2 separate regions of the Homo sapiens genome follow, and region 2 is linked to region 1. Evidence: chromatin contacts called from ENCODE Hi-C or POLR2A ChIA-PET data. All regions are on one chromosome and are shown on one strand. The core of a region is the stretch at or near the end of the contact, and the rest is flanking DNA. Distances in the headings are between cores, read along the strand shown.

Region 1 (2,752 bases), core at 90-2,589:
CAACTAAGAATTAGATGGAAATGGACTCTTATGTTCTACTCAGGCCATAAGCCCCATGTTCTGATATAAAGTTTGTATTATTCCTGCTACCCACAGAGTCTCTGGAATCAGAAACTCTTAAGACATTTCAGGCAGCAGGAACCGTGGAGATGATGCAGCCCAAACCTCTCATGTATGGAAGCTGGAGGTCAGGGCAAGGAAAAGGTGGCCTGGGACCACTCTGCTGCACAGGACCGGGTGCAGGCTTTCTTGACCCACCCCAGGGCTCTTTCTAATCCCCACACCTGATATGCACTTCTTTCTTTGGAAATTGGCTCTCTGTCCACAGATAAGGTAAAAAACAAAAATAAAAAAATAAAAAGGAATTTGGCTCTGTGACTTTGGAAAGAGATCATCAGGTTGTATCGTGGTTGTAAGGGTCTCTGCCCCCAAAACTATGAGTGCTGGAGGGCAGGACTGTGTTTTGCTCACTATTTTATTTCCAAGGTGCAGCATGATCCCTGTCACACATTAGGCTGTTGGTATATATCTGTTGAATAAGTGAATGGATGGAGTCAAAGTGCAGTTCTTACACATGAAGACTTTTATGTGTGACTCCTAAAATTCCATTAACTCCTACCAGATTCGCCCCTCAAGGTGCACTCCTTAGTTCTCCAGTAGGAAACAAGATGATGTTGGGAATGTCAGAAGTGTAAAGGCTATTAAATACTCGGTCAGGTTAGGTCACATCTGCAATTGCTTTAAGTCGGGCCAGCTGTGGAGTGGGTGGGAGCAGACTTTATGGCAACAACAAAAAGAGAAACATGTGCTCTGCTAGAGAAAAATACACCACAGCTTCTGAAGTCACCCTCCACATGCAGCTCCAGTGCTTTCCAACTCATTCTGTTCGCTCCCACACTGAAAAGAGGCCTTTCTGGGTGCAACATGAGGCCAGCCCCCTCTGCACGTGTGGACCCAGGGCTCCACGGCTGAGCTCAGGAGGGGATTCTCTCACCAGCACTTATTACAGAGCAAAGCACCACATTGCCAAACTCCCTTGGGAAGACTTGGTGATTTCTCACAGTGAAGAATTTGGCACAGCAAGAAAAAATGTATAAATCCAACTTGATTTCACACTCGGAGAGATGTGTACACCAGACTTGATTCTACAAGACATGAAATTAAACATACCCTTTCCATTTTGCTCCCTCCTCAGCCTGGCCAAATACCACAGCCATTGCATCTGTTACATATGTTCCAACCCAAATCTGCTCAGAATGTCCCCACAGATGGTCTGCCAGCACTCTAGGGGAGGTAAAAGCCAACACCCACACTTAGTCATGTGTTGCATGACTCATGAAATCCAACACAAACCACTCGGACGGTGAGGTGACAAAAACACAAGCGGTCTGGAGAGAGCTGTGACTGGACTCTGGCCGGATGCGGAGCAGGTGAAAGGAGAGCAGAGCTGACGAAAACCTCTCCTGCTGCCCCGGCACACCCCACATGGACCAGGGGCCCGTGCTGGGGCTCAAAGTTGGGAAAAGTCCAAGTGCAAGGAGCTTGAAGCCCAGCCCAGCCTTTCCCGTTGGCCAGGACAGGAGCAAGTAAGATGAGTACTTGGAAGGAAAAACCCAAACTGTTTTTCCTACTCTACTCTCACACACCACTCAACACAACACTTCTGACACCAGATGTGAGGATTTTTCCCCCACACACCATGCAATTCTCTACTGGACACTGGTTGGTTATCTTCTAATTCAGCACAATTCTGACACTATCTACCTGGACATAGTGTCAGGTCCCACAGGTGAAGGGCTCAGCCCACAAGACTGCCCCCACCGCAGATGCCAATCACAAGTACTAGGTTGTCATCTATACTTCCAACTGATCGGCTATAAATTCAAATTCCCATGACCCCTCTCCTTCTTTCATCAATTTGCTAGAATGGCTCACAGAACTCAGGGACACAGTTTGTTTACACTTACCCACATATGAATAAGAGATAAAGGCTGCAGATGAACAGCTAGATGAAGAGAAACAGGGCAAGGTGTGTGAGGAGGGTGCAGAACTTCCCTGTCCTCTCTGGTGCCACTCTCCAGGAACCTGTCCCACAGCTTTCCCAAGGCCCTCCAAATCCAGGCCTTCTGGGTTTTCATGGAGGCATTGTTACATGGGCATGACTGGTCACATCTCTGGCTACTGGTGATCCACTCAACCTTCAGCCCCTCTCTACCTCCCCAGAGGTCATGGAGTGGGGCTGAAAGTTCCAACCCTCTAATCACATGGCTGGTTCCCCTGGCAACCAGCCACCATCCTGAGGCTGTCCAGGAGCACCCCCCAAGAGTCACCTCATTAGAACAAAAGATGTTCCTATTACCCAGGAAACTACAATGGTCTTGGAAACTCTGTGTCGGGAACCAGCGTTAAAGACCAAATATAATAACAAAAGATTCTCCTAGTGTCCTTATCTATAAAGGTTTTAGGGGCTTTATATTAGGAACTAGGGGCAGAGACCTATATATATATCTTATCGTACCACAGTATCACAGGTTCTAATCAACACAGGAAACCAACATACCCCTGACATGGCTTTGACCAACTGAACTTGCTTCAAATATCTTGCAGTTTTACATTTCTATATTTAATATATATATTTTAAATTTCACCTGAAGGGAGGGGTGGAAGAAGGGAATTATCAAGGGTCACTTTTTGGAGTAATGAACATGTTCAGTATCTCTATGGTGGCGACGGTTTCACAGGTGTATACCTG
Region 2 (2,752 bases), core at 155-2,654, 52 kb before region 1:
TGGAGCCCCAGAGCTGGGGGAGAACAGGATGCCGGGTGGGAGAGACCTAACTAGGCCTTCTCAGCTGGGGGACCTCCAGAGGAGCCCCAACGCTGAGTCGCAGCCAGGACCTCGGAGCCCCAACGCTGAGTCGCAGCCAGGCCACAGCTGTCTGAGTGCTCACAGCCTCCATGCAGGCAGTGACCCAGCTCCAGGCATGTTCACATGCCATGCCCTGTCTGCATTTCCAGTGCCCACTGGACAAACCCCCAGCTTCCTCAGGCACCTCACACCCCACAGGCGCAACACCTCTTCCGGAGCCTCATCCCAGCACTGTCACTGTCACTGCCTTTGCGTCTTTTACTTCTCCCCGCCTCCTCTCTGCCAGTCTCAAAGCTTGTTACTAGCTGTATTAGTCTGCTCAGGCTGCCGTAACAAAATATCACAGACTGGGTGGTTTCAACAACTAACTTTCTCATAGTTTTGGAGGCTGTGGAAGTTGATCAAGTGTCAGCAAAAATGGTTTCCCCTAAGGCCTCTCCTGTTGGCTTGCAGGCAGCCACCTTCTCACTGTGTCTTCACACAGCTTTTCCTCTCTGCAGCCCTGGGGTCTCTACCTGGTCTTATAAAGACACCAGCTGCATTGAGTTAGGGTGCCACCCTATGACCTCATTTAATCGCAATTCATTCTTTAAAGGCTCCATCATCTCCAAATGCTATCACTTTGGGGCTTTAGGGCTTACAACAAATGCATTTTTGCAGGGACACAATCCATTCCATAACAGCTGAGTATACAAGGATGTCCTCAGAAGCAAGTAGGAACCATGGTATTGGATGTCCTCCAGGGAGAGGGAGGAGCTAAAGGGCATACTCCAGCAGAGAAGGACCTTCTGTCCTCCCTGCCCGTTTTTCCCCATCTGTTTGCTCTTACCTGAAATTCATCCCAAGAGTTTCATGATAATCACCTCAAGCTTTGATCCTAATTAAACAAATTTAAAAATCACATTTCTTCCCTGGAAGAGGTAGCGATTGGTTAGTTTAATAAAGTACTAGTCAATCAAGCTGAATGAGAATTCCCTGGTTTTTTTTTTTTCTTTTTTGTAGAGCCAGGGTCTCATTGTGTTGCCCAGGCTGGTCTCGAACTCCTGGGCTTTGGCAATCCTCCCACCTTGGTCTCCCAAAGTGTTGAGATTACAGGCGTGAGACACCATGCTCGGCCAAAGGCCCATTTTGATAAAAATATCTTAAAATTACAAAATGACCCATCTGGGGGTGGGTTGTGAAATGAAGCGTTTGGAATAGATTATCTTTGTGGTCACTTGCAGCTCGCTGGATAACCTTTAAAATTATACATTGGGTCGGAATCTCGGGAGTCAGATCTCCAAACAGCTCATGCCAAGAGCTTCCAGCAGGGGGCAGCAAGGCACCGTGAGCACTGGTTCCGTAACATCCCTCGGCGTCAGACGAAAACACCCTCACTTTCCACGTCAAGTGGAACTAGAACAAATCCTCCTTTGCTATCTGTGGCTCAAGAATGTTGTGCCCAGGCCAGGCGCGGTGGCTGACGTATGTAATCCTAACACTTTGGGAGGCCAAGGTGGGAGGATCGCTTGAGCTTGGGAGTTGTAGACCAACCAGCCTGGGCAACATAGTGAGACCTTGTCTCTGCAAAAAATAAAGTATTATCTGGGTGTGATGGTGCACACCTGTAGTCCCAGCTACTTAGGAGGCTGAGTTGGGAGGATCACGGGAGACCAGGAGATTGAGGCTGCAGAGAACTGAGATTGCACCTCTGCACTCCAGCCTGAGTGACCCAGTGAGATCCTCTCTTAAAAAAAAAAAAAAAGAATGTCGTGCCCTTAGAGAAAATGAGATTCTGAGCCAGTTAATGATTTGTCTCCAGGAAACCCAAAATTAAACATGAGAGAAACCCAAAGTTTCTTCCAAAATTACATTTATTTTTCTCAATTCAGAAAAGTCTCAACACCACAATTTATCTGTTTAATGTTTTCATTTACATTTGGCTTTATCCCAAAAAGGGTTTAACAGTGTCACCAAGTTACCAGGTCTCTGTTTCATCATATTTACACAAGATGAAGGAAACTCAATCTGTTCGTATTTGCCCCAGGTAATAGGTTCTATGTAGTGACAGGCATTTCACTATTTGACTTAGTGTTTGCCAAAATGAAGTAAGGGGAATTGGGTCCAGAGCTGAGGACAGATCCATTTGGAATGAAAGCATAATAACCTTGAAGTTATTCCAGTGACAAAAAATGATCAGTGAAAGATTTTCTAAGAGCAAGCAGGAATGAGGAGGCTGGCCCTCTGGCCAGCATGAGATGGGGTCTTAGGAACAGTTTGTCATTCAGTAACCTCCTAACAAACACTCGGGCAAGCCACTTCCCCTCTCTGAGAATCAGTTTCCTCTTCTGTACATAAGGGGAGAGGGTCAGTCAACCATCTTAGATATGGGAACTTAAGGGGACTTCATGGCCCTGCGGGAAAAAAGCTCAAATGTGTTTTTTTGCATTGGGCCTGCATGGGACGTAAGTGTTTCGGGAGTGAGGGGAGGCCTTGGAAGGGAACTGCTATTGCTAATGATGATTAAGAGATGACTTCGTGTGGGAACCACCACTCAACCCTTGCTTGTCTGTACAATCTATTTCCAGCCTCAGCCCCTCAGAACAAGGGGTGGTTTTTATGGTGTCTAGCCTGGAACTCTCTGTCAGTAAAAGCTGGAAGGGGCCAAAGGTATCTGCTCAGTGTTCCCCCT

The links. A loop is a pair of places that touch in the nucleus more often than their neighbours do. ChIA-PET counts read pairs that join two places held with the same protein, here RNA polymerase II (POLR2A). Pooled maps may share reads with other maps.
Region 2: a loop to region 1 is called in a pooled map, with 2.3 times the contacts of the local background. The contact joins two enhancer-like sites. A Hi-C loop is called at or near these places in 10 of 168 maps with a recorded cell type or tissue (IMR-90, Right ventricle myocardium inferior, aorta and 5 more) and 8 of 50 pooled maps. POLR2A ChIA-PET finds 5 or more read pairs at or near these places in 1 of 52 experiments (endothelial cell of umbilical vein).

Annotation. Positions count from the first base shown.
Region 1 is chr3:124,811,637-124,814,388 of GRCh38, forward strand. All of the region lies in intron 8 of ITGB5 (integrin subunit beta 5), which reads right to left. Among named protein-coding and RNA genes, the nearest start is that of ITGB5, 74 kb to the right of the region's middle. RefSeq lists an enhancer at 822-1,426. Within about 2 kb of position 1,340, at least 20 of the 41 ENCODE cell types and tissues checked have a DNase peak (open chromatin) inside an H3K27ac peak, as active enhancers do.
Region 2 is chr3:124,760,032-124,762,783 of GRCh38, forward strand. ITGB5 (integrin subunit beta 5) reads right to left here. Exons shown (of 15, transcript NM_002213.5): 15 at 1,917-2,752. Among named protein-coding and RNA genes, the nearest start is that of MIR544B, 29 kb to the left of the region's middle. RefSeq lists enhancers at 1-124, 125-714, 1,251-1,545. Within about 2 kb of position 1,405, at least 4 of the 41 ENCODE cell types and tissues checked have a DNase peak (open chromatin) inside an H3K27ac peak, as active enhancers do.